5 separate regions of the Homo sapiens genome follow, and all the other regions are linked to region 2. The links are chromatin loops, found by intact Hi-C in ENCODE. Cell type or tissue: HCT116. All regions are shown on one strand. Links, peaks and the distances in the headings refer to the core of each region. The heading gives the core; the rest is flanking DNA.

The links. A loop is a pair of places that touch in the nucleus more often than their neighbours do. Peaks named below come from ENCODE experiments on the same cell type or tissue, not always from the same donor. Only the 100,000 strongest peaks of a DNase experiment are listed, where the experiment ranks them.
Region 1: a loop joins it to region 2, with 3 times the contacts of the local background. A loop is called at or near these places in 13 of 110 quality-filtered maps.
Region 3: it touches region 2 in a loop (11-fold over the local background); 62 of 110 quality-filtered maps call a loop at or near these places.
Region 4: it touches region 2 in a loop (3-fold over the local background); 2 of 110 quality-filtered maps call a loop at or near these places.
Region 5: a loop joins it to region 2, with 13 times the contacts of the local background. A loop is called at or near these places in 20 of 110 quality-filtered maps.

Annotation. Positions count from the first base shown.
Region 1 is chr18:49,507,657-49,513,720 of GRCh38, forward strand. The region is part of intron 2 of LINC02837 (long intergenic non-protein coding RNA 2837); the gene reads left to right. Among named protein-coding and RNA genes, the nearest start is that of LINC02837, 11 kb to the left of the region's middle. In HCT116, for the core only: a CTCF peak has its summit at 3,159 (motif pointing right); a DNase peak (open chromatin) is centred at 3,215.
Region 2 is chr18:50,354,228-50,360,291 of GRCh38, forward strand. LOC105372114 (a long non-coding RNA gene) reads right to left here. Exons shown (of 3, transcript XR_935466.3): 2 at 1,631-1,725; 3 at 1-217. Among named protein-coding and RNA genes, the nearest start is that of SKA1, 18 kb to the right of the region's middle. In HCT116, for the core only: CTCF peaks have their summits at 2,485 and 3,216 (motif pointing left); DNase peaks (open chromatin) are centred at 2,224, 2,504 and 3,174; H3K27ac peaks cover 805 bases.
Region 3 is chr18:50,215,741-50,221,804 of GRCh38, forward strand. No RefSeq gene overlaps it. Among named protein-coding and RNA genes, the nearest start is that of MYO5B, 24 kb to the left of the region's middle. RefSeq lists an enhancer at 3,299-3,348. In HCT116, for the core only: CTCF peaks have their summits at 3,217 (motif pointing right) and 3,417; a DNase peak (open chromatin) is centred at 3,201.
Region 4 is chr18:49,884,615-49,890,678 of GRCh38, forward strand. The region is part of intron 22 of MYO5B (myosin VB); the gene reads right to left. Among named protein-coding and RNA genes, the nearest start is that of SNHG22, 74 kb to the left of the region's middle. In HCT116, for the core only: a CTCF peak has its summit at 2,997; a DNase peak (open chromatin) is centred at 2,977.
Region 5 is chr18:50,007,280-50,013,343 of GRCh38, forward strand. All of the region lies in intron 4 of MYO5B (myosin VB), which reads right to left. Among named protein-coding and RNA genes, the nearest start is that of MIR4320, 120 kb to the right of the region's middle. In HCT116, for the core only: a CTCF peak has its summit at 2,699; DNase peaks (open chromatin) are centred at 2,692 and 2,928.

The DNA of each region.
Region 1 (6,064 bases), core at 393-5,392, 850 kb before region 2:
AGCTTCAGCACAGCAAAGAAAACAGTCAACACAGTGAAAAGACAACTTAAAGAATGGGAGAAAGTATTTTCAAACTATTTATCTAACAGGGAATTAATATCTAGAATACGCAAGGAACTCAAACATCTCAACAGCAAAAAATCAAACAATCTAATTAAAAAGTGGGTGAATGACCTGAACAGACATTTCTTAAAAGAAGATGTACATATGGCAAATAAATAGATGAAAAAATGCTCAACATCACTAATCATCAGGGAAATGCAAATTAAAACCACAACGAGGTATCATCTCTTCCCAGTTAGAACTGCTATTATCAAAAAGACAAAAGCTAACAAATGCTAGCAAGTATGTAGAGAAAAGAGAATTCTTATGCACTGCTGCTGGGAATGTAAACTAGTATGGCCACTATGGAGAACTGTATGGAGGATCCTTAAAAAACTACAAATAGAACTATCATATGATCCAGCAATTCCACTACTGGGCATTTACCCAAAGGAAAGGAGATCAGTATATTGAAGAAACCTCTGCATCCTCATGTTTATTGCAGCAATATTTGCACTAGCCAAGATATGGAAATGACATAGGTGTTTAACAACAGATGAATGTATAAAGAAATCGTGATATAAATACAAAATGGAATACTATTCGGCCATAAAAGTGAATGAAATTCTGTCATTTGCGGCAACATGGCTGGAACTGGAGGACATTATGTTAAGTGAAATAAGCCAGATGCCAGGCGCGGTGGCTCACGCCTGTAATCCCAGCACTTTGGGAGGCTGAGGTGGGCAGATCACCTGAGGTCAGGAGTTCAAGACCAGCCTGGCCAACATGTTGAAACCCCATCTCTACTAAAAATACAAAAAGTAGCTGGTCATGATGGCGGTCGCCTGTAATCCCAGCTACTCAGGAGGCTGAGGCAGGAGAATTGCTTGAATCCAGGAGTGAGAGGTTGCGGTGGGCTGAGATCGCACCATTGCACTCCAGCCTGGGTGACGAGCAAAACTCCATCTCCAAAAAAAAAAAAAAAACAAAAAAAAACCAACCAGAACAGCAGGTTAAATCCTGCACATTCTCATTCATGTGTGGAAGCTAAAAAGTTTATCTCATAGAAGTAAAAAGTAGAACAGAGGATACTAGAAGCTGGAAGGGTAGGGAAAGGGATAGGGAGAGATTTGCTAAAGGATACAAAATTACAGCTAGATAAGAGGAATAAGGTTTAATGTTCTCTACCACTGTAGGATGACTATAGTTAACAATAATATATAGTTTCAAATAGCTAGAGGGAGGATATTGAATGTTCCCAACACAAAGAAATGATAAATGTTTGAGATCATGGGTATGTGAATTACCTTGATCTATCCGATCACTATACATGATGTGTATCAAAACATCATTATGTACCCCATAAATATGTATAATTATTATGTGTTAATTAAAAAAATTTTTAAAATAGTCAAATTAATCACACACACAAGGGAAAATTCTACAGACAAAAATCTCCAAAGTCCAGGGCTGTCTCTTGCTTGCAATGGAGAATCTGACACTAGTTGTTTCCTCCATGATCCCTGCTCCCGATGGTGGTCTTCTTCTATGATTTCAGGTCTCACCGGGCTCTAGTAGCTCCATCTTCTCCTTTCCTCCTCTATCCAAGGGAAGGTGACCAGTCTTTGTTTGTTTGCTCCCTTAACTCTATCTATGCCTCTACTGGGAGTCCCTTCATTAGGGTTTTTTTCACTTGAGCTACACTTGGCGAATTCTGTTTCCAGCTGGGACCCTGGGTGATGGACAGAGTCAGGAGTAACCACCATGCCCTGGCAATAAATGATGGTTCAGCTGCGTGAGCATTGTCTATATGTGCAGTCAGCCGCTTCCCCGTCCTCCTCTTCACCATGTTCCATTTCTTTTCAACGTGCTAACTCCTTTGTACTAACAATTATTAAAGAGTTGATTTGCTCTACATACCCAGTGACAAATACTCTTCTAAAAACTTGAAGGGGACAATGAGACTGGGATTAACATACCTATGTAGAGTCGGCAATGCAGTTAGATACGATTCGTGCCTGGATATCTGACTTCATTTCTAAAATTCCACCAGTGACTAATTATGTTAGAGTTGCCTCCTTCCATCTTTCCTCTTGTAAAATTCATCTATTTCTGGAATGAATATTAATATTTATTGAATGCTTTTTTTTTTTTTTGAGACAGAGTCTCACTCTATCTCCCAGTCTGGAGTGCAGTGGCATGATCTCGGCTCACTGCAAACTTCGCCTCCCAGGCTCAAGAGATTCAAGTGCCTCAGCCTCCCAAGTAGCTGGAATTACAAGTGCACGCCAGCATGCCCGGCTAATTTTTGTATTTTTTTTTTTTAAGTAGAAACAGGGTTTCGCCATGTTGGCCAGACTGGTTTCGAACTCCTGACTTCAAGTGATTCGCCCTCCTTGGCCTCCCAAAGTGCTGGGATTACAGGCATGAGCCACTGCACCCGGCCTGAATGCTTATTTTATGTGAGTTACTTCGCATTTGTTAAATCAAATAATCTTTACAACGCAATTTTTGTGTTACGAGAAAGGTTAACTAACCCAGTAAATGGCAGACCTGGAGCAGGACGGAACCCCAGGCCTCCTGGCATGAATCCTTTGTGTTCCTGGGGAGAGGAATACATTCAGTCTCACGCTTCTTAGTGTCAATGAATATTTTAGGTAATGGAAAGTAATTCTGGAGCCCAGAGAGAAGATAGGATGGAACGATGATAAAGGGGAAGACACGAAAATACAGCTAATTATTTAGTGAGCATCTACTTGCATGTTGAGCACTGGGTATGGTTCCTCCCACATATTTCCCAGAATCACTTTGTAAGGAGGATTGTACGACCCACGTTTTACAGAGGATGAACTTGGGGCTCAGGGAAGTTTGGTAGTTTGCCCAAGGCCCTACAGGCAGTAAGTGGTTGGGGATGCATTATGCATAGAGCTAGGTGAGCCTGACACTGTTTGCTTTCTTTCCATTACACCTGCCTGTCATGGGAGAGAATTTCAGAAAAGGGATACCAAAATTATGGGAAAACTTGTCTTGGATATTGCCAAGGGTTAGTCCGGAAAGAAGCCCTAAATACTACTATTCACAAAAACTTCATTTCTGTGGTGGAGTGGCTGAGGGACACCATGGGCCACTAGATGGCACCAGTTCAGCGTCGGAAGAAGCTTTCCCCCATCATTTTTGTGGGCAAAGGGTGCGTGGAGCACCCTGTCCCTGCTCCCCAGGGTGGCACAAGAGAATGAGTACCAGCAGGTGAATGCCGCAGGGGCCATCTTGGAGTCTGTCTGACATACGTCTCTGAGGTGGGCAATTTTTTTTTCTTTTAAGACCCAGGTGCAAGTGATTCTTTTGCCTCGGCCTCCTAAGTAGCTGGGATTACAGGCATGTGCCACCATGCCCGGCTAATTTTTTGTATATATATATAAAAAAATTTTTTTTGAGACGGAGTCTCACTCTGTCGTGCAGGCTGGAGTGCAGTGGCATGATCTCGGCTCACTGCAACCTCTGCCTCCATGGGTTCAAGCGATTCTCCTGCCTCAATGTCCCAAGTAGTTGGGATTAAAGGAGCCCGCCACCACGCTGGTTAATTTTTGTATTTATTTATTTATGAGACGAAGTCTCGCTCAGTCACCAGGCTGGAGTGCAGCGGCATGACCTCGGCTCACTGCAACCTCTGCTTCTTGGGTTCAAGTGATTCTCCTGCCTCAGCTTCCCAAGAAGCTGGGACTATAGATGCGTGCCACCACACCCAGCTAATTTTTGTATTTTTTGTAGAGACGAGGTTTCACCATGTTGGCCAGCATGGTCTTGATCTCTTGATCTCATGATTTGCCTGCCTCAGCCTCCCAAAGTGCTGGGATTATAGGCATGAGCCACTGCGCCCGACCTAATTTTTGTATTTTTTAGTAGAGATGGGGTTTCACCATGTTGGCCAGGCTGGTCTTTAATTCCTGACCTCAAATGATCTTCCCACCTCGGCCTCCCAAAGTGCTGGGATTACAGGCCTGAGCCACTGCGCCCAGCCCAGTTTTTGTATTTTTTGGTAGAGAGGGGGTTTCTCCATGTTGGCCAGGTTGATCTTGAACTCCTAACCTCAAGTGATCTGCTTGCCCCAGCCACCCGAAGTGCTGGGATTACAGGCGTGAGCCACCACGGCTGGCCTGGAGTGGGCATTTCTATTCCCTTTACACAGGTGAGGGAAATGAAGATAAGCAATACTGAGTAACTTGCCAAGGGTACTTAGGCATAAAGTTGTAGACAAGGGATTTCAAACCAGGCCTGTCCGATTTGCAGCTTGTAATTAGTGTATTACTAGGTAGATTGGGAATGTTTGGCCTGGAACAGAAAAGACCCTGGAGTGGGATCCACGTTGACAGTCTTCTGGGACTTGGATCACAGCATGGATGAGGGTGCAGAACTAAATCCAATAGGTGGGAATTATCAGGGGTAGATTTTTCTTTTTCTTTTTTTAAACGAAGTCTCACTCTGTCTCCCAGGCTGAAGTGCAGTGGCATGATCCCAGCTCACTGCAACTTCCACCTCCTGGGTTCAAGAGATTCTCCTGCCTCAGCCTCCCGAGTAGCTGGGATTATAGGCGCCTGCCACCACGCCCAGCTAAATTTTGTATTTTTAGTAGAGACAGGGTTTCACCATGTTGGCCAGGCTGGTCTTGAACTCTTAACTGATCCACCTGCCTCAGCCTCCCAAAGCACTGGGATTACAGACGTGAGCCACTGCACCTGGCCAGGAGTAGATTTTTTTAAAAAGTTAATACATGATAAGATTTTGCTGGGCATGGTGGTTTATGCCTGTAACCCCAGCACTTTGGGAGGCTGAGGCAGGAGGATCGCTTAAGCCCAGGAGTTGGAGACTAGCCTGGGCAATGTAGCGAGATCCCATCATTACAAAAAATAATAATAATAAAAATAGCCAGGTTTGTTGGCCCGTGTTTATGGTTCCAACTGCTCTGGAGGCCGAGGTGAGAGAATCGCTGAGCCTGGAAATCAACGCTACAGTGAGCCACGATCACACCACTGCACTCCAGCCTGGGCACCAGAGCGAGACCCTGTCTCAAAAAAAAAAAGATTATATTTAACTAGTTAAGAAGAAAACTGGACAATCCAGGCCAGGTGTGGTGGCTCATGCTTGTAATACCAGCACTTTGGGAGGCCAAGGCTGGTGAAATCCTGTCTCTACTAAAAATATAAAATTAGCCAGGCATGGTGGCATGCACTTGTAATCCCAGTTACTTTGGAGGCTGAGGCAGGAGAATCACCTGAACTCGGGAAGCAGAGGTTGCAGTGAGCTGAGATCATGCCACCGCATACCAGCCGGGGTGACAGAGTGAGACTGTGTCTCAAAAAACAATAAAACAAAACAAAACAAAAACAAAGGACAATCCAGGCCAGGTGCGGTGGCTCATGCCTGTAATTCCAGCACTTTGGGAGGCCCAGGTGCGTGGATCGCCTGAGGTCAAGAGTTAGAGACCAGCCTGGCCAAGATGGTGAAACCCTGTCTCTACTAAAAATATAAAAATTAGCCAGGTGTGGTGGCGCGTGCCTGTCATCCCAGCTACTCAGGAGGCTGAGGCAGGAGAATTGCTTGAACCCAGGAGGAGGAGATTGCAGTGAGCCGAGATTGTGCCATGCACTCGAGCCTGGGTGACAGAGGGAGACTCAAAAAAAAAGGACAATCCAAAGAAGATTGGGAATATTAAAATAAAGGTGTAGTGGAGGTGAAACTTTTTTTTTCTTTTGAGACGGAGTCTGGCTCTGTAGCACAGGCTGGAGTGCAGTGGTGCAATCTTGGCTCACTGCAACCTCCACCTCCTGGGTTCAAGCAATTATCCTGCCTCAGCCTCCCTAGTAGCTGGGATTACAGGCACGTGGTCATAATCCACCATGCCTGGGTAATTTTTGTATTTTTAGTAGAGACAGGGTTTCACCATGTTGGTCAGGCTGGTGTTGAACTCCTGACCTCAGGTGATCCACCTGCCTCAACTTCCCAAAGTGGTGGGATTACAGGCGTG
Region 2 (6,064 bases), core at 548-5,547:
AAGTTGCTGAGCAAACTCCACGAAGGATAAACTCAAAGGGATACATACCAAGACATACTATAATAAACCTCTCAAAAGACAAAGACAGACAGAGAATCTTGAAAGCAGCAAGGAATAATTGACTCATGATGTACAAAGGATCCTTGATAAGTTTAACAGCCAATTTATCATCAGAAGCTAGGTCGGCCAAAAGACAGTAGATTACATATTTAAAGTGCTGAAATAAAAAAAAAAAAGCTGTCAACCAAAAATTCTATATGTGGCTAAATTCTACTGCAGAAATGAAGCAAAAATTAAGATATCCCTATTAAAGTTGAGAGAGTTCATCACTAGCCAACCTGCCCTACAAGAACTATTAAAAAGAGTTCTCCAGGATGAAAAGACGTAAGATTGGAGTTAGAAGGCATACAAAGAAATAAAGCTGGGCATGGTGGATCATGCCTATAATCTCAGTATTTTGAGAGGCTGAGGTGGGAGGATCACTTGAGCTCAGGAGTTCAAGACCAGCCTGGGCAACATAGGGAGACCCCATCTCTGCAAAAAATAGAAAAATTAACCAGGCATGGTAGCACATCCCTGTGGTCCCAGCTACTTTGGAGGCTAAAGTGGGAGGATTGCTTGAGCCTGTGAAGTTGAGGCTGCAGTAAGTCAAGATCATGCAATGCTACTGTAGTTCAGCCTGGGTGCAAGTCCTTGCCTAAAAAACAAACAAACAGACAGACAAAAAACCCAATGTAGTTACTTTTACCAGAGTAGTTCTTTCTTTCTTTTTTCTTTTCCTTAAAGAACTACTCTGGTAAAGGTAACTACATTGGTAAATACAAAAGCCACTATTATGTTTTTGCCTTGTAAATTTTCTTTTTGTTTCATATATAATTTAAAAGACAAATGCATAAAATTATTATAAATATGTGTTAATGGGAGACAATGTATAAAGATGTAATTTAGGAAGAGACAGCTGTATAGGAGCAGAGTTTTTGTATATTATTAAAGCTAACCTGATACAAATTTCAATTACAGTATTGAAATTTCTTCATAATGATAATAATTGTAATTATTTCTCAGTACCTGCACATTCTGTACCTGAGGATTTGACCAACCAAAGGTCAAAAATATTTGAAAAAAATCAACACAGATAATATGACTAGAAATCATATGGATTTGAAAAATAGTACAGCATAACCGCTATTCATATAACATTTACATTTTATTAGGCATTGTAAGTAATCTAGAGATGGTTTAAAGTATACAGGAAGATGTGTGTACATTATATGCAAATACTACACCATCTTATATATAGACTTGAGCATCTGAGGATTTGGGGTCCAAGGGAGGTCCTGGAACCAACCTTCCATAGATACAGAGAGATAACTATTGATTATTTTAAAAAAAAGTTAGGATGTTAATTGAAAGTACATGGCAGCTCCTAAGAAAATAATTTTTAAATATTCAGAAAAGAAAATTAGGAGGAAATCCAAACTTTGTATTAGAAAAAAATCAATTAAACAAGAAAGCAATATTGAAAGAATTGGGGGGAAAACATAACAAATATATAAAACTAAGAGCAAAGTAGCAAAAGTAAATCTTTCCTTATCAGTAATCACTTTAAATATAAATAACTGAAACTCACCAGTTAAAAGACAAAAACTGGCAGGATGGATTAAAAAATAAAAGCATGTTGTCTGCCCACAAGAGACTAACTTTAGGTCCAAAGATACAAATAGGCTGAAAATAAACAGACAGAAAATGATATTCCACACAAATAGTTGCCAAAACAGAGCTGGTATAACTACACTAATATCAGATGAAATAGACATGAAGTTAAAATTACAAAAGACAAGCAAATTCACTATTCATTGATAAAGGGTCAATTTATCAAGAAGATGTAACAATAATAAACATATATGCACTGCTATGATTTGGGCATGGTTTTGCTGTTGTTGTTGTTCCTGCCAAAGCTCGTGTTGAAACTTGATTCCCAATGTGGTAGTGTTGGGAGGTGGGGCCTAGTGGGAAGTGTTTGGGTCATAAGGGCAGATCCCTCATGAATGGCTTGGTGCTGTTCTCAAGATAGTCAGTGAGTTCTTCCTATTTTAAGACTGGATCTGGATTAGTTCTCACAGGAATTGATTAGTTTCTACAAGTGTGGTTGTTACAAAGCCAGGTCACCCCTCATGTTTCTCTTTCTTCACACGTCTGCTTCCTCTTTGCCCTTCTCTGTCATGTTGTGACTCAGCACAGAAGCCCTTGCCAGAGCCAGGGTCATGCCATTGAGATCCTCAGCCTGCAGAACCATGAGCTAAATAAAACTCTTTTCTTTATAAATTACCCAGTCTCAGGTATTCTTTTATAGCAACACAAAAGGGACTGAGACATGCACCAAACAACAGAACTCCAAAATGTATGAAGCCAAAAAAATGACAGACTTGAAGGGAGAAATAGACAGTTCTGCAATGCAGTGGGTTGACATCCTGGGACTGCTGCTCCTGGTGGTAGGGGTTGACAGGACAAGCTATCTGCCCACATGGTGCTCACGGACTAGCAGAGGAGGCAGTGACAACTGCTGTGAAATAGTAGTGAGTGTTAAGAAGAAAGATGGGGAGAGGCACGTTAGGCAGAGTGAGGAAGTGAGAGAGATAAGGCAGGAGGGGTGTTGCAGAGCAGGTGAGAGAGGGGTATCCTAAGCAGGTGGCATTGGCAGAGAAGGCTGGGAATGGTCTACACATCCCATGTTTGTTTCTGAGTGGTGGGATAATGAATTTTTTGTTTTATTCTTTATATTTTTCTGTGTGTGTGTGTGTGTGTGTGTGTGTGTGTGTGTGTGTTTGAGACAGGGTCTCTCTTTGTCACTCAGGCTGGAGTGCAGCAGCACAATCTCTACTCACTGCAGCCTCCACCTCCTGGGTTCAAGTGATTCTCGTGCCTCAGCCTCCTGAGTAGCTGGGATTACAGGTGTGTACCACCACAGCTGGCTAATTTTTAAATTTTTTATAAAGTCAGGGTCTCACTATGTTGCCCAGGATAACATTTTCAATTAAAAACATGTGCTACTTTGATTTTCAGAAAAAGGGAGTGCTTAAAAAGAGAGCGAAAGTTCAACTTCATAAACTTGAAGAGCACTGCTGACTTCCTACCTGTGGCCACGTAGTCCTAGCTGCGTTTTTCTGGTGGCTTCCAGAAGAATGGCACTGCCCTGCCACCTTGTGGCCATGTGGCAAGTAAACCTTCCAGCCAGCATTACAATAAAGCCAAAATCTGTTTTCTCACGTTTGAGGAAGATGACAAATATTCAGCATTCTAAGTAAGCTATGATTTGGATGGAGCTTTATTGATAGCACTCAGAGATAACGTGTTCTGCTTTATGGTAATACTTCATCCTTTTGGCATCATCAAGAAACAGCCTCTCTACTCAAAGCTTAACTCTTAAGGACCTACATAAAGATTATCTGAACATTCTTATTCATTTCTTACAGAGTGTATTGAACACAAAAACCTTTCCTTTAGAGCTCATGATTTTTAAAAACAATATCTCCTCAATGCAAAGATAAGTTCAATCCATCACCAGGAAGAGCCCAGGCTTAGCTCATAGGAAATACAAGTGAATCCAGGGATGGTGGAGAATTTTTTTTTTCTTTTTCTTTTGTTATTTATTTATTTGTTTGAGACAGGGTCTTTCTCTGTCAACCAGGCTGGAGTGCAGTGACACCATCATGGCTTACTGCAGCCTCATCCACCTGGGCTCAAGCGATCCTCCCATCTCAGCCTCCTGAGTAGCTGTGACTACAGGTGCGTGCCACCACTCCTGACTAATGTTTGTATTTTTTTTAAGAGACCTGGTTTCACCATGGTCCCCAGGCTGGTCTTGAACTCCTGAGCTCAAGCAATACGCTGGTAGGGCTTTTTCTTATTGTTACCCTCTGTATTGATTTGTTCAGGTTGCCAAAACAAAGTACCACAAACTGAGTGGCTTCTTACACAACAGAACTTTATTGTCCACAGCGCTGGAGGTAAGAAGTTTGAAATCAAGGTATTGGCAGGGGTTGTTTCCTCTGAGGGGAAGGTCTGCTCCAAGCCTCTCTCCTTGGCTTGTATGGCCATCTTCTCCCTGCCTGTTCACATCACCATCCTCTCTGCATGTCTTCATGTCCAAATTTCCTCTTTTTTGTAAAGACAATAGTCATATTGGTTTAGGGCCCAGCAAATGACCTCATTTTAACTTGATTACCTCTGTAAAGATCCTATCTGCAAATAAGTCACATTTTGAGGTATTGGGGGTTAGGACTTTGAAATATGAATGTGGGGTGAGCACAGTTCAACTCCTGACACCCCTCCTGGTGTTGCATTTCAGTAGAAGACCAGTGAGCCTCAGGTAGGAACCTGGAAAGCCCCACCGTCTTGTTTCCTCCCATCTTCCCTTTCTTTTCCCTCAATGGCTTTCAACTCTGATTCACATTAGAATTATCCAAGGAGTTTTTAAATTTCTGATTCTGAACCCCACCCCTAGACCAACTAAATCAGAAGAAAACTCGCAGGGAAACTTAATCCAAGAAGGGATCAAGGAAGGCTTCCAATGGGAGGGGATTCGTTCACTACATTTTGAAAAATGAATGGATGATTGAGATAGAGAATAATGAGAGGTGTAGAAAGAACATCATAACCAAAGACTTAGTGGGGTCAGACAACATGGGTGGGCTGGCAGGGCTTGTGTGTGTCCTGATGGCAGAGGGAGGGGTGGGGGGTCACACACAGGGGCACAGGAGCAACCCTACAGGCAGCTGTTGCTGTGAGATAAACGTCCAAGCAGGAGGTGCTGAAAGATGAAGCTGATGAGGCAGGCAGGGGCCAAATCAAGAGAGGATGTGTGCCTCATGCAAAGAAGCCTGGGTTTCCACATCAGCATTTCAGAAAGGGAGCTGCCATCACCCCCAAGCTCACTACTGACCATAATGTCAGGTGTGGCTGCCCTCCTGTCAACTGCATCACCATTGTGATTCTACTTTCATAAGCAATGACAAGTGTGAGTTCACTGTTACGACAAAGGATGTCGTTGCCAATTCTGAAGCTGCTGTGGATGGCAGTGAGGCAGGATAGAGTGGAAGAGGCAAGACCAGGAGCTGGGCAAGACCAGTGAAGTATAATGGATGGCAGAGAGGTGTAGACCCTAGTCAGGAGGACAGACAGTTAAGAAATGCATTGGGTGGACCGGGCGCGGTGGCTCATGCTCATAATCCTGCACTTTGGGAGGCTGAGGTGGGCAGATCACCTGAGGTCGGGAGTTTGAGACCAGCCTGACCAATGTGCAGAAACCCTGTCTCTACTAAAAATACAAAATTAGCTGAGCATGGTGGCACATGCCTGTAGTCCCAGCTACTCAGGAGGCTGAGGCAGGAGAATCGCTTGAACCTGGAAGGAGGAGGTTGCAGTGAGCCAAGATCCTGCCATTACACTCCAGCCTGGCAAACAAGTGCAAAACTCTGTCTCAAAAAAAAAAAAAAAAAGAAAAAGAAAAAAAAAGAAATGCATTGTGTGGAGTGGGGCTCGGGGGTGAGGTGACCAGCTTGCCTCTTCCACTCTATCCTGCCTTACTGCCATCCACAGCAGCTTCGGAATTGGCAACCACATCCTTTGTCATAACAGTGAACTCACACTTGTCACTGCTTATGAAAGTAGAATCACAGTGGTGATGTTCCTGCCCAGGCACTGAGGTGAAGTGAATGGTTTGGCAACAGGGTACAAGCGAAAATGCAGAGGTGAAAATCTGGGCCTTGGAACAGCTTCATCAAGTCTGGCAAGGGAGACCCAATCCACTCAACTGCAGAATGTGCATGTGACCACTACATGGTGAACAGAGTACTGAGCTTTGCTGCTCTACCAACCATCATGGTAGGGGCACACATTCTACTCCCCTGAATGTAGCCAGGCTCTGGGGAGCTCATTTGCAGCTTTGACTCATTCTGGGCAGCCTCAATTTTTCTCAAACACCAATTGCATCTGGGAAGGTGAATTCACTGTGCCTAGGTTTGTCCCCTCTGCTATAACAGTGATGCAATGTCACGTGAAAGAT
Region 3 (6,064 bases), core at 620-5,619, 140 kb before region 2:
TTAGCATTTGTAGAGTGCCAGCCCTCTGCTGTATCATCTCATTTAATTTTGCAACAGTCAAGGCGGGGTTGACTCTGCTGCTCTGGATAATATGGCCTCTCGACTGGACTTCGACGCTGCTAAGGCTCTGCAGGCACCCTGCTGCCTGTTACTAATGGTGTGGCATCCTCTTCCTTAAGCTACGAGTCCAAATGATTACCTCTAATAGTGTAAACAATACAGTCAAGACCGTGCCCTTAGTGAGAAAGGAGGTGCAATAGGTTGGTTATGAATCATGCCCAACGTGGGGTCTGCAGTTACTGAAATTCTGCAGGCAATTAATTTCTCTTGAAGTCTGGTGAGATATAGGAGACTCCCTTTTTCTCATTTGTGAATGGGTCTTTCTGGTCTGTCTGAGAATGAATGCTCTGATCTCCTGCCCCCAAGATAGATTTCTCCAACTGAGTCAAGTCCATTTCTCACTGTGACCTGCCCCAACACTCAACTCCAAATGCCTTCTTCCTTCTCTAGGCCATCGACAGTCCACCCAACCTGTAAGTCCAGCTCCAGTGCACCTTTTTCCTGGAAGACTTCCAGAACTGATGGTCCCAGCCATGATAAACCTCTCCCTTTTCCAAAAAAACCCAAGCAGCAGTGGCGTGACTCTAAAGTGTGACTTGCATAGTACCACCCTCTGTCAAGTTACCAAAAGCTCCTCCTCCAAGCCACTCAAAATAAACACAAAATCTAAACAAAACAGCATACTGCTATTCAAACGCAGCCTCAAGAAACATTCCGTAACACTGTCTTCCAGCCAGATGCCCTTTTAAACGCAGGCTACATACAAATTCTGAAGCCTTCTTAGCACAAGTAAGTCTGTTGCATGCACTTACTGTATTTCACACTCATTAGATACTGACTTGCATTATTCTTAATTATTTCTTGTCCTAGGTTTTGATCTTCAGTGAGACTACAAATTCCACCAGGGCAGAAATTATGTCGTTTTTACTCTGTATGCCCCATAGGGCTTAGCAGAGGGTTCACACAGCTGAGATTGCACTAGTTACCAAAAAGTTTTGAGATGCTCTGCTAAAAATATACTATATACATTCAGCAAATGAATTTTATTCATATTATTTGTGGTAGCAATGCTGATAATGATAATGAATACTTTTTAGTGTCCTTATAATTGTATTTGTTATTGATTTCTCCAGTTGTTAAGTGCAATTTATAAAAAGCCAACTGGACTTTAAACTGCACTGATGCTATTTTCCAAGGTAGTTTTGTACTTTTTCATTACATGTTTAAAAACTGTACTCAGCACATTTTGTAGGCTGATGAAATAAACTGCTCAAAAAAATAAAAAGAAAAAAAGGAAAGAAAAACCCCACTGGCATCTGTAGCATTCACGTTAAAAAACATGTTTCATTTCCAATCACACACCTCCCCAGTTTAGAATAAAGTTATTTCCCCTTCTGTCCAAATTGCAATTGCAATTTATTTACACACTGGGTAATTAGTGTTTTTCATATTCTTCCTTGAGTGGACAGCTGTGAGGTTAGTATTAACCCTGTCTATAGCACAGGTTCACTGTTCTTTATCCAAATCCCTCGGGGCCAGATGGGTTTTTGGAATTTTGCATTTTTTTGATTCTAGAAAGGTGGTATGATGCCTAAACTATAGATTTTATAACACTTCCTGCCAGAGCTGGGGTGGTGGCCGGTAATCAAAATCATTAATAGTGCTATAGTAAAATCTAGTGAGATAATTTTAAGTAGCTTTACTCCTGTTCAGGTCAAACTTTGCTGCTAAATGAGGGTTGGCATCACACCTTCTGGTTTCAGAGCGTTTTGGGTTTTGCAGTTTTGAGTGAGGGCTGGCAGACCCTGGCTATCTTCTCCGGTGTACATGGACCAGGATTGGCTTCGGGATTTGTCAGAGATTTCAGATCCAGGGCCCCAGCAGCATCACATCTTTCATTCACCTGGGGATTACAATTCAATGTAGTCAACATTTGTTGAGGGGTTTCTGTGTGCCTGGCGCTGTTCTAGATGCTGCAAGAGATTTAAAGGAGAATGAAATAGGTCTCTGTATTAGTCAGCTTGAATTGCCATAACAAAGTTCCACAGTCTAGGTGGCTTAAACAACAGACATTTATTTTCTCATAGTTCTGGAAGCTGGAAGATCAAGGTGCCCGCAGAGCTGGTTTCTGGGGAGTCCTGTCTGCAGTCTTCTCACTGTGTGTGCAAGAGAGAGCTCTGGTGTCTCCTCCTTTTATAAGGACACCAGCCATTTGGAGCCCATTAAACCTTCATAACCTCCCTGAAGGCTCCATTTGCAAATATAGTCACATGGAGGGCAGGGCTTCAGCAGATGAATTTTGGGAGGATACAGCTTAGTCCCTAGTACCCTTTCCCTCCGACAGCTCATGGTCTAGTAGCGGATGTAGGTCGGATCCCAGCTGACCTGATAAAAAAGAGAAAGAGCTGGAGAGAGTAGGGTGGCAGGCAGCCTTTAGGATGTCTGGGTAGCCTGAGTAGATGGTGTTGAGTTGGGCTCTCAGGAGAGGAAAGGCTAGAATCCACCGGGTGGCTGCAGGAGGGAGACAGCACTCTCAGTGAAGGCTTAGATGCGGGGAAATGGTGGGGCTGTCCGTTTGGAGACCAGTGACTGTCAGTTCAGCACAGCTGGATATGGGTTGCTCAGATTATCACAAAAGTGAGCTAACAGTGGCCTCTGTGCATTGGCACCAAGGTTGTTTATTTATTTACTGTTGGCTGAGACTCATTAGATCAGCCCGCTGACACCATATGCAAATGTTGATATATTCAATTTTAAATATAGCCCAAACAAGCAAATGTTTAGCCATCTAGAGCCTGCCTGCTTTGCATACCCGGTGCAACTTCATCCCACAGCTGTCCCCTGTTGATAAGATAGGCCTGGCAGTAGTGAGGTCCCAAACAGTGTGGCCCTGGGATCTCTGAACCCAAAGACACCACACTAGGCTGCCTGGTGATACATCCTCCTGTCTCCAGGAGCTCGCCTGTCCTCCTCCCCTTCTGGATGGTGGCCCCCTCATCTCCATAAACCTCCAGGGCTTATGTGGGGTTGAAGAGCGAGACATTTTGCCCCTTCCTGTCTTCTGGTCATTAAGTTAAAGATCACACCTTTGACGGTAGGTTTCCCTCTGCCTCTCTGCCAGGCTTAGAGGGATTTGAGGCTGATCAAGGAGAAAGATAGGACCACAAGGTGGCAGCAGCAAACACAGGTGCTTAATAGAGCTTTGGACAGGGTGGCTTAGGAGGGAGTCCCTCACAGCCTCTGTACGCCTCCCCACCTGGTGTGGGGGGTCAGTGCCCCTAGAGACAACCCTTGACCAAAGCGGGCAAGAGTGGGGAGATCAATGCCCCAGCATTGTGCACTTGTGCACTTCAAACTTGAGAGGCTTTCTAGACAGTTCCTCAGCAGGTCCCCAGGTGCAATGAGACCCAGTTATCTGCAGTGACAACCTCTCTGTAGCACATTCTTGTCATGGTTCCTTCCCTGCAGCCTCCCTACCTCTGCTTCCTGGATCACTGACCACATAATCTAACTGCACCCAAGTCCTCATCTCGGGCTCTGCTTTCGGGAGAACCAAACCCAAGATGAGTTCTCATCTATAAAGGGAAGGATTTGAACTAGACACCCTCTCAGGTCCCTTTCAGCTCAGATTTTAGGGAAGAAAAATGAATCCCAGAAAGCCCAACCTGAAGTCACACATATAGGGCAAGAACCTAGCCTGAAACTGTCTCGCTATGTCCATTTTCCCAGAACTATATCTACAAAGTCATTTCAAATAGAAGTCTCACATAGCAGTGCTTGGAAGCACTAAGCTAATAACCCTCAGCCTCTACCCAAAACACATGTCTTAGCACTTTACAAAAAAAAAAATGAAATTTGGAGGAAGCTTAGGCTCTCAGAGCCCTTGTCCAGCTGACAGCTTCACAAGAGGCATAAATGGAATCATATCTTTTTACTGTTCCCTGCGCTAACTGCGATAAAATTCCAGTTATCTCAGGGGCCTTTCTAGAGAGGAAGGTATTCTTTTTATTAGATGAAATTCTCATCTATATTCTGAGAGGCTGTTTGCCTCATATATGTAAGGCAATCAAAATATCAGAAGGATGGTTTATAGAAGGAAAAATATTCATCCCTGTGTGTAATTTATGAAATGTGCATGCATTGGTGTATTTGATGGATCTGCACCAAATGCTATGTTAGCAAGCATAAAGGTTTGGACAGAGACCACAAAATGATGGCAAGGGAGTGAAAATGCCAAGAGCATTGCTAAACAGCAAGCCTTAAAGGGCATATTGATTGATTAAGAGTACTTTGATACCAAATTAGATTTTGGTAAGAAATCATGATAGTATGTGATGCAAAAAGTTATTGGGGGAACCCGCCCCCAGTATTTCAATGTAGGTTCTTTCTATTTTCCTAAGTATCAGCCAGCTAAGAAATAAAGAGAGACAATATAAAGAGAGGAATTTTACAGCTGGGCTGCCAGGGGTGGCATCACATATCAGTAGGACCATGATGCCTGCCTGAGTCTCAGACCAGCAAGTTTTTATTAAAGGTTTCAAAAAAAGAGGGGGCGTAAGAACAAAGAGTACGTACAAAGATCACATGCTTCAAAGGGCAAAAAGCAGAACCACTGATAAGGGTCCAACAAAGATCACATGCTTCTGAGGGAACAGGGCAAAGGGCAAAAGCAGAACCACTGACAAAGGTCCGACAAAGATCACAAGGCAAAGGGCAAAAGCAGAACCACTGACAAGGGTCTATGTTCAGTGGTGCATGTATTGTCTTGATAAACATCTTAAACAACAGAAAACAGGGTTTGAGAGCAGAGAACCGGTCTGACCACAAATTTACCAGGATTGAGTTTTCCCAACCCTAGTAAGCCTGAGGGTTCTGCAGAAGACCAGGGCTTATCTCAGTCCTTATCGCAACTGCATAAGACAAACATTCCTAGAGCGGCCATTTATAGACCTCCCCCCACGAATGCATTCTTTTCCCAGGGTATTAATATTAATATTCTTGCTAGGAAAATAATTTAGCTATGTTTCCCACTTGCATGTCCATTTATAGGCTCTCTGCAAGAAGAAAAATATGACTCTTTTTGCCTGACCCCGCAGGCAGTCAGACCTTATGGTTGTCTTCCCTTGTTCCATAAAAATCTCTATTATTCTGTTCTTTTTCAAGGTGCACTGATTTCATATTGTTCAAACACGCATGTTTTACAATCAATTTGTACAGTTAACACAATTATCACAGTGGTCCTGAGGTGACGTGCATCCTCAGCTTACGAAGATAACAGGATTAAGAGATTAAAGACAGGCATAAGAAATTATGAAAGTATTATTTGAGAACCGATAAATGTCCCTATTAAGATGAAATCTTCACAATTTATGTTCCTCTGCCACAGCTCCAGACGGTCCCTCCGTTTGGGGTCCCTGGCTTCCCGTAACATCTCTCCCTTTCTTTTTATATAAATGTGCCATGGCAATGAAGCCTTGTTCGTTCTCTCGGTTTTGACACAAGATTCTTTGACTGGTCCAGAATACTAAAAACAAGCCGATTAAACAGAGAAACATGATTCCAAAATTTACTACAGTGGGCCCCCAATAGACTTAATCCAAGTCGTGGGGTTTAGTCCAGAAAGACTTTGTGCCACCTGCTCTAACGCCTCAGCTCCAGGCACAATGGATAAATGAGCTTGAGAGCCTTCAAATATTTGTTTCTTTAATTTAGTTATGTCCAAGGATAAATTATCTTCCCTACCCAGCAGGTGCCCTTTGACCATTTCCCATGAATGATCAGTCGATCAGTCGATCAGTCTCATTGTAGGAATATGGTGTGATACAGAAATCAGAAGTATTCCAATCACACTGCATTTGCATGCGACGTTCGAGACTCATTAGCCGATCTCCAAGCCAAATAACAGACTGTCTTAAATCATTAATTTGATTAGCTAATTTTTGATCAATGCCCTGTGAGAATTCCACATTTGGGTGGAACTGGCTTGCCAATCATTAACAAAATG
Region 4 (6,064 bases), core at 620-5,619, 470 kb before region 2:
AATTTGAGCAGTGGGGAGCGGCTGTAAATACAGATGAAGCCTTGCTCACTTGCCCACCACTCACCTCCTGCTGTGCGGCCTGGTTCCTGGACCACTACTGGTCCATGGCCTAGGGGTTGGGGACTCCTGTGATACATGACTCATAGCATGAGTATATAAAAATCACTTGCAACTCAACAATAAAAAGACAACCCAATTTTAAAAACGGGCAAAGAACTGAAATAGACATTTCTCCAAAGAAGATATACAAATGGCCGATAAACACAGAAAAGACACTCAGTATCTTATTAGGGAAATACAAATCAAAGCCACACTGAGATAACAGTTCACACTCACCAGGATGGCTATAATACAGACAGACAATAACAAGTGTTGGTGAGAATATGAAGAAATCAGAACCCTCATATGCTGCTGGTGGGAATATAAAATGGTGCAGCAGCTCTGGAAAACACTCTGGCAATTCCTCAAAAGGTTTAACATAGAGTTGCCATGTGACCCAGGATTGCTACTCCTGGGCAGATACCCAAGATAAATGAAAACCTAGTCCACACAAAAACTTGTACGCTGACTGACACAAAGAACAACCTCACCCTTTCTAGCTTAAGTCACAGGATGCAGTCATCTTCCAGAGGACTCGTCTCAACCTGTGTAGAAAGAGTCTCAAAAATGACCTCCTCAGGACAGCACCACAACACATAATGACTAGCAAGTGTGCAATGGCAGAGGGACTAATTGGTGACTACTGGGATTGCAACCTAGGAGATGACCACGTGGAGCAGAGGAGAGATGACCATACAGACCCCTGAGTACCCACCTGCACCCCCATCAGACAGGCACCTTTCAAACTCTTCTAGACTTCATGGCATTAAAACCCAGAGAGGTGGCCCTAGGGATATGGACTAAACCAGCAGAAGCCTAAATTGATATGGTTTGGACGTTCATTTCCTCCAAATGCATGAGGTTTGAATTTCAACTGGTTACAATGCTTAAATGCCAACTTTCCTTCCTCTCCTGGCTGTAAATTAAGCTCAAGGCACCAAGAGGTGAGTTAATAAGGGAGGAGCTGCCCCACCCTCGGCATCAGGTAGAAAGGGGCAGGAAAAAATGGCAACACACTGGAGCTAAGGATTGGGGTCACTGGCTCTCCCCACCCCAGGAACTCAGAAGGCAGCGACTCTCACTTAAAGGTGCCTCAGCTACTCTGGGGAGCTGCTGATGGGTCTGTAGTGGCCTTACATTAGGTTTGTCCTTTAAGGGCCCATAGAGAAAAGTAGGATACACAATACAATACTATTAAGGGCTTGCAAAAAGATCCAAGCACTTTGTTAACACCCTTTTTTTTGAGACAAGGTCTCACCCTGTTACCCAAGCTGGAGTGCTGTGGTGAGATCTCGGTTCACTGCAGCCTCGACCTCCCCAGGCTCTGGTGATCCTCCCACCTCAGCCTCCTGAGTAGCTAGGACTACAGGTGCCTGCCAACATGCCCGGCTAATTTTTGTATTTTTAGTATAGACGGGGTTTTGCCATGTTGGCCAGGTTGGTCTTGAACTCTTGGGCTCAAGTGATTTGCCCACCTTGGCCTCCCAAAGTAGCTGGGTTTACAGATATGAGCCACCGGCACCTGACCAACACTTTTAACAGTCTAGAACCCCTTCAAATTTAAGGAGTTTTTCAATCTTTCTTTCCCTTCAATTCAAGCAGACTCAGTTTGTCTCATCCGTTTATCTGTAGATGGGCTTCCATGAGTTACAAGAAGGAGGCTCTGACAAGCATGTTTTCAAAAGTTGTCCAGGTAATTCTGAGGCTCTAGAGGTTGAGAGCTGCTGGTCTTATGTCTTTATATCCAGCAGAACTCCTCACCCCACAAGTAAATGATAAGCACAGTCAGGGACTCTCGGTATGGAGAGTCAGGCAAAGGGGTTGGCTTTCTGCCCAACAGGAGGTCAAATCAGATAAAGGTGATAAAAATATACATGCATCAAACTAATTATACCAAGTTATTATTCTTTGGCAATTTATTTTGCCAAATAACATTTATTGCCTATAATATTTATTGCCTATAATAATTAATGCAACAGATGTTGTATGTCTTCAGAGGCTAAAATGTGACCTGGTGTTGAGGGCAAGGTACAGAAGAAGAAGCACCGACCGAGAGTGACGACGTTTTATCCGTAGAGGCACCCACTCACCAAGCCTAGTTCTGGCCCCTAGTATGACACAGGGCAAGGCTGTCACTCATCCATCACACATTTCCTGATACACCTCTATACCAGGAGCCTTGCCAGGGCTGGGGGATACCAAATGAGATAGACTGACTCATGGTAGTTGATATGGTTTGGACGTTCATTTCCTCCAAATCTCGTGTTGAAATGTGATTCCTAATGTTGGAGGTGGGGCCTGGTGAGAGGTGACTGGGTCATGGGGGTGGATCCCTCATGAATGCTGTAGCACCATCCCCTTGGTGAACTCATCCCTCACTGAGTTCACAATAGAAGGTGTAGGTGGCATACATGCTGTTAACCACAGCACTCTCAGACTGTAGTCTTGGCTCAGGTTTTAGATCATAGGTTGTTGCAATGAAGTCACATGTTCTTAGGTGGCATTCATAGGACTGGAGATTTCAGGACCCACTTGGTGATGATGTCATGCACTCTGTGCTGGTCAGATGGCACGTTCCATTTCAGAGGGATATTGACTGTGTGTAGGATGCTCAAAGGATGGCAAGGGGTCTTGATCTTCTCAGGTGACCTACTGCTCTGTGAGCCATCTAGATATTAGGAGGATGTTAAGGGGAAGCAACGTTTTCATTGCCCTAGCGTGAACTCAGTGAGGGATAAGTTCTCACTGAGTTCACGTGAGATCTGGTTGTTTAAAAACATGTGGCACCTCCCCGCTCTCTCTTGCTCCCACTATCGCCATGTGATGCCTGCTCCCCCTTCAACTTTTGCCATGGCTGGAAGCTCCCTGAGGCCCTCATCAGGACAGATGCCAGCACTACACTTCCTGTACAGACTATAGAACTGTGAGTCAATTAGACATTTTTACTTATAAATTATGCAGCCACAGGTGTTTCTTTTGTTTTTTGAGATGGAGTCTCCCTCTGTCACCCAGACTGGATTGCAGTGGCGCGATCTCAGCTCACAGCAACCTCTGCCTCCCGAGTTCAAGCAATTCTCCTGCCTCAGCCTCCTGAGTAGCTGCGATTACAGGCATGCACCACCAAGCCCGGCTAATTTTTTTTTTGTTGTATTTTTAGTAGAGACGTGTTTCATCATATTGGCCAAGCTAGTCTGGAACTCCTGACCTTGTGATCCACCCACCTCAGCCTCCCAAAGTGCTGGGATTACAGACATGAGCCACCACACCCAGCCCAGGTGTTTCTTTATAGTAACGCAAGAACAGTCTAATATAGTAGTTGCCCTCAGAGAGTGTCCAGCCTGGCAGGGATGAGGGACAGGTGCATACATAGTAATGATATCAATAAGGGCTGTAGCAGCTTCCTATAAAGCAAAGTTTTTCAGCCTTGACACTGTCAACATTCTGGGCTGGACAATTCTTTCTTGGGGGAGTAAGGGACTCTCCTGTGCATTACTGGGTGTTCAGCAGCATCCCTGGCTTCTACCCACTAGATGCTAATACAACACACCCTCCTCTCACCTTCAATTTGTGAAAACCAGAATGTCTCCAGGCACTGCCATACGTCCCCTAATGGCAAAATCACCCCGATTGAGAATCACTACAATAAGGTGATTCAGAAGGAAAAGAAGGTAGCCTCAGGGTCCATGAAGGCTTCACAAGAGGTGGGGGTCATCTGGATTAGGCCTGCAAGTGGGATGTCTCAGGCAGCTGAGGGCCATTCTAGGTGGGAAGAACAAGTGCCTAAAGGTCTGGGAGGAGGAAGGGCACGGGTTTGGGAATGTGAAGAGTTCTACGTTGCCAAAACGTGTGGTTGCAGCACGGGCACTGAGAAAAGTCAAGGCTGGGTAGGTAGAGGGAGGAAGAATCAGCTTGTGAATGGCTTCTCTTCCTTTGTCCTCAGGAAACACTGAACTCCTCTTATTCTCCTAACTCGACCTGGGTGGGCCCAGCTCCTCTCCCCAGCCTCTTCCCGCCCTCCAGGATCTGCCTGAATGTTTCACTGTTCCTTCTGACAGGCTCTGTCGTTCCCATTCTTTACTGGTTACTTTCTTCTCATTATTAGCTCTTGACCGGCACTCTCCTGGGAAACATTCCTGTACCACACGGGGTGGTGGGGTTGCCCCCACGCTTGGTGTCCTGCTCTGACAGGGCCTGCACATCCCTCCAGAGCCTGTGGGACAGCAATGCTTCCTCATACACCTGCCTGCTCAGCCTGGACCAGAGTCCTCAACGTGGACCTAGGGATTATATCGCCAGACTATCACACCCTCAGAACCCAGGCCACCGCCAGCACCTGAAAGCTTATCAAATGAATAGAAGGGCCCTGCAGACCAAGTTAAGGAGCCTGCATTCCCTCAGTCACAACTAAGGGCTCCCTTTAAAATTGTTTTTTTAAATAAATGTGTTTATAGTTGACCAAAATATCTAGAATACATGAGCTTGTTTAATCAAATAATTCAATTTAGGCAGCACATACAATGTAGGAAAACACTCTTCAAATGCATCTAATTTGCTATTGCTGGAGGCAGTTCACTCAATGACTTCAGGAGCACCTTTAAATTAGGTTGGCAAATTATCAAAATAGATTTCACTTTTCTAGACATACAAGTAAAATCAAACTGAAAACAACCCAACAGGAGAAACCACATGGTATGTACTTCTACAGAATAAAGCCTAGGGTGGTGCAATGAAGCATGATCTATGTCACAGTTAGGAAGGCAGGGGTCTTGCCCCATCCTGCCAGGAACAAGGCTGTACCCTCTGAATCAGTCAACTACTGGTAGGTTTTACAGCAGGCTGTGAAGTAACCAGACCTTACCATGGAGCAAAACTTTGCTTCTCCTTAACATTCTCCTAATATCTAGATGGCTCACAGAGCAGTAGGTCACCTGAGAAGACCAAGACCCCTCGCCATCCTTTGAGCATCCTACACACAGTCAATATCCCTCTGAAATGGAACATGCCATCTGACCAGCACAGAGCGCATGACATCATCACCAAGTGGGTCCTGAAATCTCCAGTCCTATGAATGCCACCTAAGAACATGTGACTTCATTGCAACAACCTATGATCTAAAACCTGAGCCAAGGCTACAGTCTGGGAGTGCCATGGTTAACAGCATGTATGCCACCTACACCTCCTATTGTTTTGAGGCTTGTTGCTTCCCTCTGTCTCCCTCTTTGATTCATGAATGCAGGTCTCTGACTTGGCTTTATTATTCTAAGCCATACATTAAAGTGGCCTCAGGGGGATTTACTTTTCTTGCTTGCCTAAACAATTTTGGAGGTAGGCCCATGTTCCTGATCTTTCATGAACAGCAGGAAAGGACCAATCCCACACTCAGCTCCACACCCCAGGTGGGTGAGAGAATGCTTCCTTGATCATATTTCTCCAGGTACCAGCCAACCCCAGTCTTCCCAGCCAGCTAACACAGCTGTTGGCAGACACAGCAGGTAACAAACTTCTGCAGCCAAATGGCCCCCACTTTGTGGTGTCAGGGCTGCAGGGTGCAGTGGGAGATGCTTTAACAACATAAAACAGGTGGCTGCATCCCCTGAGCATGATAAATAACACCTTAGGTTTCAGGACTCATTCAACACCATTCAGCAGCTCCTTTTTTTGGACTGGGGGAGTGGTTAGTCTTAACTCTTGCAGGCAACATTACTCAGTGTTTCTTCTAAAAGCTTATTTGGGACAGCTTATCAGAATCAACACTGGAGGAAAATCCTGTATCTATGAGGCTAATACAGTACCTATATTAAGTTAAGTAAATGCCCCAGCAACATGCTAAAGAACTGTCTTTACTAGTTTGTCTTTGGGGATACAAATGTAGCTAGGGGCTTTGTTTTGTCTTATGTTTTCAAGAGGGATATTAGTACTATAAGAAGACCCAGCGCAAGGTTTCTAGTAGCAAACATGGGAAAAC
Region 5 (6,064 bases), core at 519-5,518, 350 kb before region 2:
GGGATTTCTCCCTTTCCCTCAGGCCCTACATTAGCACATCCTATTGAACTTCTCTCCAGGGTGTAGTCTGTTTCCTTCTCTGTACCTTTTAGTCCACACCATCATCATCTCTGGCATACATTACAATAGCAGCTTTCCAGCCTGTACTCTCCTCCTCCTCTAACATGTCCTTCTCATGAAACTTTCTGAAAATGAACATCGGACCATTCTTCTCCCTTGCTTTAAGCCTTCCAATGGCATCCCTCTATCCTCTAAATAACACCCACATCTACTGTGTTCAAGGCCCTGGGGGACCGAGCACCTCTCTCCAGCTTCAGTGCATGCCACTCTTCTACTGGATATGTTCAAGCCACACAGAGGTTCTTGCTTTATTCTCTCCCACGTTGCAGTGGCCTGAAGCTGTCCCAGTTCAAACTGATAATCCCCTTTGATCTCACAGCTCTTAATGCCTGGTACTCAATCACATCCTGCCTTATGGCAGCTCATCGATAACTGCTGTTTAATGTAATTAACTAACCATTTATTTACATCATGCTCAAATGGTTTATGAGACTCTTAGTATATAGACTTTGCTTAAGATTCATAAGATCACTGGATGTCATTCTTCCCATTTTAAATAAGAGAAAATAGAAGTTTGGAAAGGTCAAATGATGCACCCAGAATTCCTTAGCTAGTGAGACACTGAGCCCGGATTCAAACTCAGGCTTCCATCTCCTTGCACAATTTTCCACCAGGTTATGCTGGTGGAATTATACAGGATAATGCATTATCATTATACTCCTGTATCTCTGTATTACCATTACACTCCTTCCTGTATAATAAAGCAGCCTTTAACAAATCCCTCCATAATAAACTTAGCCTCAGTGTAAGTTTAAATATGTATTGGGGTCATCAGTGCTGGCTGGCTTGACATCACTTCTCTAGAAGGCCCCCACCACCCACCTTTAACCATCCTACCTTCATAGCACTCACTATACAGTGTACTAACATTTTCCTCATCCACTTAGTGTTCCTCCCACCCTAGTCTCCCCACTAGAACCTAAATCCTATGATGGTCAATCTCACATACAAGGACTTGGATGAGTGGTCTGGCACCTGGATTTTAAGAGGAAGTCCTCAGCAAGGGCTGTTATGTATAGCAGTACCGGCTGAGCACACCATCTGGAGCCCCCTTCGAGTTGTACAAGTTACTGCCTGCAAACTTTGTCGTCCCTGCCCTATGCTCAGCCTTCCATGATTCACCCACAGGAAGGGGACTGACTTGTGTGTGTGGGGAATGGGAGGGAGTTGAGCCTCAGACAGGTACAACTCTATTTACCTGAATTGGAAACTCCCTGAGAGGATGAAGAGGTGGGAACAACACTCACTTAGGCCCAACACACACTATGGTTGCAAAACAGGAAGAAGGGGAAGCCTGGCTTGCCAAGCCACCACAGAAAGGACATCCCATCTCCAAACCGGTCATGAAGCCCCTCTATATCATTTCATCCTCTGTGACAAATCATCTGAAGATTTAGGTGTGTCAACAGAATATATTCTGTTCACTAATGGGATAATCAGTCTACTGCTTCTTGTCTGTGTCTACATGCTCTAATCATATAGTCAACACCATCACCAAAACACAGATCACCGACAATAGTTTTTAAAAAGAAGGACTATGCTAGAGAATACATAGAATTTTAAAATAATTTCTGTCCAACAAAGATACTTGTATAAGTACCATGGAGAGTATTAATACTTGGAAGACAGGGTAGAAAAATACAGTGACAATGAATCTTGGAAACAATGGTGACTTAAAATGATAATAGTATATATGTGCCGAGCGCAGTGGCTCACGTCTGTAATCACAGCACCTTGGGAGGCTGAGGCAGGTGGATCACTTGAGGTCAGGAGTTTGAGACCAGCCTGGCCAACATGGTGAAACCCCATCTCTACTAAAAATACAAAAATTAGCTGGGTGTGGTGGTGGGTGCTTGTAATCCCAGCTACTTGGGAGGCTGAGGCAGGAGAACTGCTTGAGCCCGGGAGGCGGAGGTTGCAGTGAGCCGAGATTGCACCACTGCACTCCAGCCTGGGCAATAGAGCAAGACTGTCTCAATCAACAACAACAACAACAACTCAATATGGTATATTTTCATGATAAATTCAAACAAGCGAAATGAAACAACAGAATACTAAGAGATACAAACACACAAAACTATATTAATATAAAAAACCTATTATAGTGAGGGAAGTTAGATAGGAGGAAGACTCCAGTGGAAAGAAAAATCAGATTCGGGGAACGAAAGGTTATGTGGGGAGAGAAAAGTAAGGTTGGGGAGCAGAGGTAGGTTAAGATAGCAGTCAAGTCAGGTGAGAAGGTATATGGAAAACTACCATAAGTCAGATTTGGGCTCAAAACAGAGCCATATAATTACAATTATTCTAACATTCAAGGGCTTCCTCCCAAAGTTGGGAACACTATAAATAACATTTCTGCTGCAAGAAGGGGCTGGGCCGGAATGTTCCAAGCAAGAGAGTCTACAAACCCTTCCAACAAGACAGCCAGGCCTGAAAGTGGGAAGGAGATGTGTCTCAGGCACCTGGAGGCAGGGCACTTGTGTGAGGGGTTCTCCAGGCCCAAGGACTGAGCAGGTCCTGGGTTCCTGGGGTGAAAATGGCAGAGGGATGTCCTCATGCAGTCTGCCACCAGGTGGTGACATTTTACTCTACCATACCCTCCCTACCAGGCCAGGGCACCACTCAGCCACAGCCCAGAACTGAAACCAAGCCATTCAGGAAGGCTGTCATGAATATTCACTGGAAACTGTGTAATTGGCATTTGGCAGGTAGAGTCCCAAGTGCCTACTTGGTAAGATGAAAATGAACCTTCTGATAGTGTAAGAGATAAGTACTTAGTACATTTAATATCCAATATCATTTTCCCACTTCAGTTAAACAGTGGCCCTTGGAGTGCTAAGCGCTATTTATAAGCCTCTCAGGTGTAGTGTGATATAGGCAGCAGCGAAATGAATCTGTCCCTTCCTCTTGCTGGCTATTCCCAAGCAGGGCTGTCTCCATCTCAGATGAGATACCATCACAGAAAGAACCCGGGGAGTGCCACCCAGCCCACCCCATCGTGGGCAGACAGGCCAGACAGAGGGAGACAGAGCACTGGTTAGGGCACTCCTCGGTGTAAATGGGAAGGTGCCAATTCCCTTGCTCTTAAAATAAGGGTCTGGAAGATTATCCCTAGGATCTCCTGCTACTCCTATATTCTGTGATTCCAGATCCAGGTTATATGGGAGCTGTATGATACATTCTATATCAACTGAAGTTTATAGAACTGCTAATGTCCAAAATACACTGGAATTCAGAAAGCTGCAGGTTTAGATGAAAGTGAGCAACAGAGGCACGTGTTTCCTGTGATTTTATGCTTTTCAGACTTATTCTAATGTTGTCATTAGCTAGGGGTGAACTATGATATACACATATAGAATGTGTAGCCTGTCAGACCAAATAAACATCACTTTTCAAACTCACTTATTTCACTTGTTCTTGGAAACTATTTTGCAGCAAGGGAGTATATTCAAGTATATTCAAATAAAATGATTTTTCCTTGGCCAGTAGTACAGCTGGCATTTCAGCCAGGTGCATGTGAGTCCCTCATTCCAAAACCCATCCTCTTTCTCTATACCACACTGTCTCTTTGGCATGCCACCAGTAAGATACAAGTCTTGTATTCTTCCTTTGATAGATACTGCTTCATCCATACATTTTTTAAAATTTAGGGCATCATGGTGGCTGGGTGCAGTGGCTCACGTCTGTAATCCCAGCACTTTGGGAGGCCGAGGCAGGCAGATCACGAGGTCAGGAGATCGAGACCATCCTGGCTAACATGGTGAAACCCTGACTCTACTAAAAATACCAAAAATTAGCCGGGCGTGGTGGCGGGTGCCTGTAGTCCCAGCTACTCGGGAGGCTGAGGTGGGAGAATGGTGTGAGCCTGGGAGGTGGAGGTTGCAGTGAGCCAAGATCGTGCCACTGCACTCCAGCCTGGGCGACAGATCGTTCCTCACTTCTCCAGGTGGCCTCTGAGGTGATCTCCTCTTCCTTTGTGATTATAACTGCTACCCACAAGTTGTCCACACTGGTATTTCCCCAACCCAGATACTTCCTCTGAGAGCCAAACACATATGCTCAACTGCCCACTGGACAACTACACGCGGAAGGTGCACAGGCGCTCCAAGGCCTGCACGTCCAAAACAGTGCTCTTTAGCTCCCCACCAATCTGTTCCTCATCCTGCCTTCCCGAGGGATGGCTCAGCAATGAGCAGGGAATCTGGGAACTGCCCGTGACACCTTTCTCTCCTTTACTGCTTGAGGCCAAGCTGGCTGTATTGCTTTGAATTTTTTTCTAATCCACCCCACGAAGCCCTGTTCCTCCTCCTTTCCCTCCTAGATGCTACCACAGCAGAACTGGTCTTCCCATGATAATTCTATGCCCTACTCAATCCATTCCCCCTCACTGCTGCTGGAAACATATTTCCAAAACACTCATCTGAATGTGTCCAGGCCCTGCTTAGCACCCTTGCACCAGACCCTGTAGTACGGTGGGTATAGTTAGGGCCTCTGACACTCCAGGCCCTGCACGAGCTGTTCCCAGAGACCATTCCAAGCAGAGGTGCCAGGCTGTGTAAAGAGTGGGACAGCATAGGTAGTGTTCAGGGAAGAGGCAACGCTGACTGCAGAACCATTATTTGCTCACCACAGAGTGGTTTCAACCCTGGCTGTACATTAAGAAGTGCTCGTGGAGCTTAGGAAACTACTTCTGCTGGATCCCACACCACACCAATTAGATCAAAATCTCTGAGGGGTGAGGCCCAGATATTTGTTTTTAAAATTCCACAAGTGCTTCTAATATTCTACTAGAACATGAGTTCTGCTAGGGTTAAGAAGCACTGCTACAGACTCAGCTTAAGAAATGGGTCACTACATAAACATGTTCAGGAACTGGCAGCAATTCAAATACCTTGTAACTTGTTCATGGTCAACATTAGCCTAATACAATGTACCACTGAACTGAAAGATGAGCTTGAAAAAACTAAACAGCCTTTAATTTATGAATGTATTAACTGCTCTTCCTGGCTGAAGACCACAGAAACCTTTATTAATTCCAAGTTCTAGCTATTCGCTTATGATAAATCACCTAGAAATACAGACAGTTTCCTCATTAACTGGACTTACATTGTTGACAGACATACAATTGAAATAATGATGTAGACTGGTCAGCTTTGGATGTCCGAGGTACACAGATGCACAAGCATTAAGATTCAGGTGCAAATCCTGTTTATCGCCCAGGCCCAATGCAAAGGCCATCCTAGAAAACCTGCCCTGAAAATTCACCAGAAAGAAAGTGCTTCCCCTTCCAGGGAACTATTGCTCAGCATCTGGGTGCCCCTTCTGTGGCTGCTACCTTCTCTTCTCCTGGGTGACATTGACTGCACAGCAGCTGAATGGTTTGTTGAAAGCCATGCTGTAAATTCAGAACCCAAAGTAGACAAAGGTTAGCATTCCTTCCTCCTCCCATGCAAGGACCCTTCAAACACATCATGGGTCCAACCACAGGAGAGGCTGCTTTGAAAACAATCTGCTTCAGACTGAAGGCATTCTAGCAAAGACATAATCAACCTCACGGCTTAGCAGATAATTCATGTAACTGTGGAACTCAGAGCAAGCACACAGTGAGTGCTGGCTGTACTTATCTAAAGTACTCTTTTATTCATAAGTCTCTTTAGTACAATGTCCCAAAGTCTGTGGATCCTGGGATACAAATGAATTACATCCATAAGGTTGCTAAACACATCTGAGTCCTTGAAAGACAGACTCGCTTTAGTGGGCCAGAAAAGACCCAATAATGAAAAACAAATCAATCATTCATTAGGCTGGCAGGAAAACTTGCTGACCTCAGAAACATCTCTAACAAAACTAAAATTGAAGAATACTACCCACTTTTTTCAGCCACACCAGTCTTGGAGTGGTAACATCTGGGAAATCCTGGCCTACAGGTCTGAGTATGCCAACT